Regions from separate parts of the Homo sapiens genome. Here region 1 is linked to region 2. Evidence: chromatin contacts called from ENCODE Hi-C or POLR2A ChIA-PET data. All regions are on one chromosome and are shown on one strand. The core of a region is the stretch at or near the end of the contact, and the rest is flanking DNA. Distances in the headings are between cores, read along the strand shown. Region 1 holds the start of DSTYK (dual serine/threonine and tyrosine protein kinase). Region 2 holds the start of ZBED6 (zinc finger BED-type containing 6).

Region 1 (3,700 bases), core at 1,134-3,633, 1.4 Mb before region 2:
CCTCATGATCCACCCACCTTGGCCTCCCAAAGTGCTGGGTTTACAGGTGTGAGCCACTGTGCCCAGCCAGGAAATACTTTTCTATACCAACTTAAACCCTCTCTTCTTACCGTTCAAAACTTTATTTTCTCCATTTGTCCTTTGAATTAGATATTTGAAGAAAATATGTATTTTAATTGGTAAGTTATTATGATTTACAAAGGGCTCATTGTCACTTGCATTTTTTAAGATTTTAAATAGCAAAAAATTATTGCCTTTCTCAACAGATCAAAAATAGGTATGAGATATACTTACACATATTCAAAATGATGTACATAGATTAGTTCTTGCAGTATTGTTTTTAATATCAAAAGACTGCAAAAAACCTAAAGGTCCGCCAATAGAAGACTTGTTAAATAAAACATGCCAATCCATGTGGTAGTATGTTACACAGTTAAAAAGAATGAAACAGACCTTTATGTTTTGGTACAGAAGTCTGCAAGGCCATAATCAAATATGTATTACGTATGCTATCATTTGTATTTAAAATACATGCATACACATATATAAATACATATATAGGATCTATTTATACATGATTTATATCTACAACAGTGGTTGCCTCCTGGGAGGGGAACTAGGTGACTGGGAGGTGAACAGAAAAACTAAGAAAGACTTAGTTTTTCCTTATATATCCTTTGCACCATTTGAATTTTATACCACATTCGTGTATTACTTATTTTGAAAATAAATGCAAAGTACTAAGGAATAGTTTTTAAAAGGGTGGGCTTTGTGATATTTACCTGAAATAATGCCCTCTCTGATTACTTCCACCTATCTAAATTTTGCCCCTTCTTCAAGATAGATTCCTTTTCTGGATAACTCCAGCTTGAGTGCTCTTATCTGATCTCCTGTGCTAGAAATTCGTGTGTGTGGCAAATCATTACACATTGCTTTCTTACAGCTCTTCTATTTTAAAAATAGTATCTACTTTGTATTAAAATTCCCATTTTTAATTTTCATTTCTATTTTACTGAACCTTTGGGGATTGCATGGGGAATATAATCTTGCAAAAGAAGAATGGCTGATGGAAAATACGTGACCAAGTAAAAGGCAGAAGGGGGAGTGGGTAAATGGGAAGGAGCATGAGGCTCCCTCCTTGCAGTCAGCCCTCACAGACATTTATCAAATACAGATTCATTTGAATTAGTGACCCCTTTTTATAAAATGCTAATGCCCCTGGAAAGGTAAGGCCTTCACATCTTACAACAATTAATCCAAATATCACGACATCATTTGGCTAAGAACACCTGGGTGTTCTGCGATGAGAGGTCAGGAGAAGTAAAATTTCTGAAGCAGGACTCACAAAAATTTAAAACCAAAAGGGCTTAAAGATCTGCCATTCTAAACCCTTACTTTATAGAAGATGAAACGGGGTCTTGCCCGAGATCACAATGCAAGGTATAGGAAGAGTCCAGATCCAAACTCAAATCTCCTCTTAATTTCAGTCAAGGAACTACATCATGTAGCCTATCAGAGAAGAAGTCTGGCCTAGGTAAAAGACGGTGTCTTTCTATAGCAAGAAAGATACAGATGGGCTCTGTGCCTGGTGAAGAGGGGAGAGATAATTCAGGAAGCACAAAAGAGGTGACGTCAAGTTTTGCCCCCTTTGTAATTGTGTCCAGGAGTCTGTGACTGTGTGTGTCAATGAAAGTCCTCCATATTAGCAGAAACCAAGTTAAGATAATCAGAAATAGTTTGGAAGGCTACAAACCTCAACTTCCCCTTACCCAGTCCGGTCTCCCTACTTCAGGAACCCACTGAAGTTCAGCTTACAGCTCTTGTTGATCCTTTCACACCCTTCCTTTCCAAGTCTGGAGAAGGAAAGTTGGAAAAGGGGAACGCAATGCAAATATAAGAGATTTCCCTATTTCCAGGGTACTTTCAGCCGATTTCCAGGGTACTTTTAGCCGATTCCCCAGTATCTACTGTATCCGAAACACTAGAGAGCCACTTAGGGTAGCCATGGAGATGACTGTCTTCAGTCTTGTTTCCTTCCTTTTCTCTACTATTAACATCTTTCGCTACGATTTCGGTAAGGCCCCCCCACTTCTGCTGGCACTCAGGTCCTGCAGCTCCTCCCTCTCCTCAGGGACGCTCATAGAGGGATTAGGAACACTTTTTAAAATGAAGAGAGCGCGAAAACACAAGAACGAGTGAGGGTTTTCTCCAAAAGGGATCAGTCCCATCCACAGCCTCCCCTTCTCCAGCCTTGAGGTTTTGGCGTTTGGTCCCAGCCCGGACTGCAAGTCCCAGGAGACCCCGCGGCGAGGGTGTCCTCCAGCGATCCTTCCCTCACGCTTCTGGATAGTGGAGAGAAAGGTTCCGATAGCGGCGCACTGCGGTTTGGTTTGTTTGCAACGGCAGTGACGGAGGTTGGGAGCCAGGCTGACTGCAGGCGGGGGCGTCAGGAGGCGGATTCCTCCTCCCTTCGGCACTGGGGGGCGGGGAGGAGGGAGGCCGGGCCTGCGGCCGGGGACCGAGCCGCAAAGACAGAGCGGGCAGAGGCGATGGAGGGCGACGGGGTGCCATGGGGCAGCGAGCCCGTCTCGGGTCCCGGCCCCGGCGGCGGCGGAATGATCCGCGAGCTGTGCCGGGGCTTCGGCCGCTACCGCCGCTACCTGGGACGGCTGCGACAGAACCTGCGCGAGACCCAGAAGTTCTTCCGCGACATCAAGTGCTCCCACAACCACACTTGTCTCTCCTCCCTCACGGGCGGCGGCGGGGCCGAGCGCGGCCCTGCAGGCGATGTCGCCGAAACCGGGCTGCAGGCGGGTAAGGAGGGCAGCCCGGAGGGAGAGAGGGCAGGAGAGGCAAATCGGAGGACGGACCGCACCCCTGCCCTGCAAAACAAGCCCGAGTCTTCTCGGGCAGGCGGAAAGGGGCAGTCGTGTCGTGTGGCCGGGTCCCCGGGCATGGGCCGGCCGGATCTGGGATACCTTGGGAGGGCATCCTTCTGAGGAGGGGAGGAAGGGGCCCGCTGGGGGACCGGGAGCCAGGGGCAACCGAGGGCCGGAGTTCCCGGAGCGGGACCCCGGGGACCGGGGTGTGCGCTGACGGACCTGGGGCGGGCCGGCGTTCGGAGAGGGTAGCAGTTAATCCGAGGAGTGGGGAAAGTTGCTCTGAGTTGGGGGCGGGCGCGTGCGCCGTTGTGGGTCAGAGCCCCAGTTTAGAGATGGAGCAGAGGCGGCAGCGAGTCCCGGGAGTCCGAGGAGGCCATGGGACTGTAGTCGGGTGTGTGGGTTTGATGATGTATGTGAAATGTGTTCACACCAATCATGAGGCAGCTCTGTGAAGAGGGGACATTCTCTAAATAGGGTTGGGGGTCGCCAGAGGAAATCATATCTGATGGGTGCCACGGAATTGCCAGAGATGTTGCTCATGCTTAAGGTGAAGAAGAGAGGGAAGGGATCATTTTGGTCCTGAGCCAATGGAGAACTAGCTACTCTTGTTCTTTCTTGCATGATTCTTTCTAGGATGTGCCAGAGGCCCCCAAACACTTAAAATCGTGCAGTCTTTAATCTTTCCTAACGTCTTGCTTCCTTTTAAACTGCTGTTGGTGGGGAACTGGAGGATTTGTTAACTACTGCGTCTAATTAGGAAATAACTTTAGATTGGAAGGGAGAAGGGACTGACATTCCACGTAGATAGATATCTTGGG
Region 2 (3,593 bases), core at 279-2,778:
ATCAAGAACTATATCTACTTGAAATGCCTTCACCTTGTAAAATACATATTTTTATGATGCCTCATGATAGCGACATCAATTTCCCTTAATTCTGAAATTAACTATTTTCAGGAAATCTCATTTAAACAAAAACATAGTGCATCATTCAACATTCATCATTTAGGACTGTGATTTGCCAATACAACCCAAAAAGTCAATTCTGGAAAGCCAACACAGACTCCGCATACTGGTCACAGCAAATGCTAGTTGAGCCCTTTCAGTTCTAACTAAAAGTAATACAACCTTTTAAAATGTGAGTGGCTGGAAAAAAATGCTTTGAGAAAAAAATTTTAAAACAAGGTTAAATGCTGCATTTTCAAAGTACTGTTTGTATTAAGAGTTAATTCAAGTTTAGTTTTCAGATATTTTTAGACTTGAGAAGCTTTTACAGCCTGTAAGTAACTCACAAGTTGTACGCTATAGAGATAGCAAAAAGTGAAATATGAACTTTAAACCACTTCCATTTTTCGATTGATCCCTCCCCTTCCCCCAATACCTACATACATTTACCCTAAAAAGCATCGCTATCTCTAGTTCCACAGCCTCTTTCTCAAGGTCCAGAACCAAGGCCTGGAAGATGTCAACAATATAGGCCTTCCCCATAGGAATCCGCACCGATTATGGGAGTTTAGGGGTGTTCTTCATTACGGTTTCACCAGTCCTACAAGGAGAACGGAAGTGTCCCTGTTGCTCTTGACTCCGACGCTGAGGGCCAGGGGTGGGAGTGTAATGAGAGTGGGGAATGGGTGTAGGATACCGGAATAAGGTCGGTGGCTTTCTGTATGTGGAGTTTGAGACAAGCTCCAAAGTACCGGGACCCTGGAGAGGAATGAGAGTAGGTAAATTCAGCGCCCGGCACTCAGTCTGATTGATTTAGGCAGTGAGGGTCCGCTCAACTAGAGAAACTGTTGCCCCGAAGAAAGCAATCTAGTGTCAGTTCTCTCTTCGGGATTCGGGGGAACAGTCGGTTTTCGGGGCTGCTCCGGGCTCCTCGAGATTAGCGAACACCGGATGTGGGGGAGGGGAGGAAGGTTGGCTGGGAAAGGAGCAGGCGCCGTGGGGGTGGGGTGAACGGGGTGGGGGTGGGGAGGATGGGAAAAGTGAGCGGGAGCCTGGGGCTCCCAGCCAGCCCCGGCGAGGGCCGCGACCGGGAGGTGGGGGGGAGGGGTCGTTACGGCGAAGCTGAAGGATCCGCTCTGACTTCCCGGGATAGGCCGCGACCCAGGGGCGAGGGGAGGCCGCTGCCACTCCCCTCGCCCTCTCCCCCACCTCCCCGGCCCCAAGCCACCCGGGAATCAAAAAAACGGGTCTAGTTACCAGAGAACAGAAACTTTACCGAACCGATGACACTATCCCCGACTCCCGCTTGCTGCCACGTCTTTCTTCTTGCTTGGCCGCTGCCGTCCGTCGTCCTCCCAGCAGCAGCAGCACTAGCAGAAAACCAAGACTGCCAGCGTCAAAGATGGCGCCTGGCTACAGGCTCCGCTCTAAGGCCCGGCCGGTAAAAGTGCCAGCACGACGCAGGGCGCGAGGATTCTGGAAGATGTAGTTCCTCTATGAGGCGATGCCTAAGATGGCTGCTCCGGGTCACAGGGTCACGTGACGGGGGAGGCGCTGGGTCGGGGAGTCCCTTCCCTTCAGAGGAATGCCTCGAAGCCGGCTTTCATAACGTTTTGTTTTTGTTTTTAAATCAAATGAGGTAATAAGCGGGAGGGCCGCAGGAACTGAGACTGCCATTCAGTAAGCGCTCAATTTATTCTTACCAAAGTGTTTGCTTAATGAGTAAATCTCCCAAACCATGTATACATTTAATTTAGAAATAAACTGTACTTTTCCTAAGCATGCAATGTAGAATGATTTGTTAGTTTATTTTTTACTTGAAGAAGTGAGATTGGGCTTTGGGGGGGTGTTTCTTTGATTTCTTAAAGCAAATTTGTGTATTGGAAAAGTAATTCATGCTCGTGACAAAATTCAGGAGAGTTAGTTGGAGGTCGCAATCAGCAGTCTCATCCCTGCTTCATTATTAACATTGTCCCTTATTTTCCCTTTTGAATGTTTTTACTTTTTCCCCCGGTTATAAAAGTAATACACGTGGCCGGTGCGGTGGCTCACGACTGTAATTCCAGCACTTTGGGAGGCCTCGGCAGGCGGATCACAAGGTCAAGAGATCGAGACCATCCTGGTCAACATGGTGAAACCTCATCTTTACCAAAAATACAAAAATTAGCTAGGCGTGGTGGCACGCGCCTGTAGTCCCAACTACTCGAGAGGCTGAGGCAGGAGAATCGCTTGAATCTGGGAGGCAGAGGTTGCATTGAGCTGACATCGCACCACTGCACTCCAACCTGGCGACAGAGTAAGACTCCATCTCAAAAAAAAAAAAAAAAAAAAAAAGTAAAAAACTTAATACACGTAAGTTTTTTTAGAAACAATACAGAAATATAGAGAGTAGAAAGTTAAAATCTCTATTAATCTCATTCTTGAGAAATAGCTCTCATTAACTTACCATATATCCTTTCTGGCTTTTACACTGAAAATATACTTAAATATATTACACATATAATAGGAGCCCAAGGTCCCCCTGGGGTAGTGGCTCAGCAGAACTCTAATTAGGTGGCAACATTTTACCTAACTTGGGTAAAGGATATAGTTGTGCTACTAAGAAAGGAAACACTTGATGATAAAGCAGATGGGACTTCAGGCACCTTTTATTTCCTCGTGTGCTTGTTCTTCCAGCTGCCGGGTTGGTGATGTGCGAGTCCCAGGCAGCCCAAGACTAGGAATTTATCAGAGCAGAGGGGTCCTGAGCCTCCTCATATCTGGGCTTTTATCTCCTTTCAAAGTAAGAACCACAACTTTAGAATCTTAGCTCCAATCTCTGCCTTACGTGACAGTGCTCTGGCATTGCCATGTCAACAGACCTAATAAGCAAGTTCCTGGTAGCCAATTTCTTTTTTTCTTTCTTTTTCTTTTTCTTTTGTTTTGGTCTTCATTTTTTTGGTCTGTGTGACTCTTACTGGTAACCAATTTCTGTCTGTGCCACGACACCTAGGGTTTTTAAAATTTACCAGAGGGCTCTCCACATAGCTTAAGGGTTTTCCAACCTAGGACTCTCCAAGATGCAGTCCTGGCCTGACTAGTGTGCTATATAGAGTTTATAGTTATATTTCAGTAAACCTAAAGTATCATTGATTGTAAGATACACTTTTATTTTACAAGCCTCTAAGTGGAAGAAAAAAACCAACAACTGCCAATTAAACTGACAGGCCGGCCGGGCAGGGTGGCTCACACCTCTAATCCCAGCACTTTGGGAGGTTGTGGCGGGCGAACCACAAGGTCAGGAGTTCGAGACTAGCCTGGCCAACATGGTGAAATCCTGCCTCTACTAAAAATACAAAAATTAGCCCAGCACAGTGGCACGCATCTGTAATCCCAGCTACTTGGAGGCTGAGGCAAGAGAATTGCTTGATCCTGGGAGGTGGAGGTTGCAGTGAGCCAAGATCACGCCATTGCACTCCAGCCTAGGTGACAGGCTAGGAAAGGATGTACATCTT

What was found. A loop is a pair of places that touch in the nucleus more often than their neighbours do. ChIA-PET counts read pairs that join two places held with the same protein, here RNA polymerase II (POLR2A). Pooled maps may share reads with other maps.
Region 1: a loop to region 2 is called in a map of naive thymus-derived CD4-positive, alpha-beta T cell, with 11 times the contacts of the local background. The contact joins the promoter of DSTYK here to the promoter of ZBED6 in region 2. A Hi-C loop is called at or near these places in 1 of 168 maps with a recorded cell type or tissue (naive thymus-derived CD4-positive, alpha-beta T cell) and 6 of 50 pooled maps. POLR2A ChIA-PET finds 5 or more read pairs at or near these places in 1 of 52 experiments (naive thymus-derived CD8-positive, alpha-beta T cell).

Annotation. Positions count from the first base shown.
Region 1 is chr1:205,210,385-205,214,084 of GRCh38, reverse strand. It overlaps DSTYK (dual serine/threonine and tyrosine protein kinase), which reads left to right and starts at 2,383. Exons shown (of 13, transcript NM_015375.3): 1 at 2,383-2,814. The coding sequence starts at 2,550. RefSeq lists silencers at 2,454-2,583, 3,004-3,053.
Region 2 is chr1:203,793,558-203,797,150 of GRCh38, reverse strand. It overlaps ZBED6 (zinc finger BED-type containing 6), which reads right to left and starts at 1,528. Exons shown (of 17, transcript NM_001395895.1): 1 at 1-1,528. It overlaps ZC3H11A (zinc finger CCCH-type containing 11A), which reads right to left and starts at 1,528. Exons shown (of 18, transcript NM_001376342.1): 1 at 1,357-1,528. RefSeq lists an enhancer at 1,408-1,827.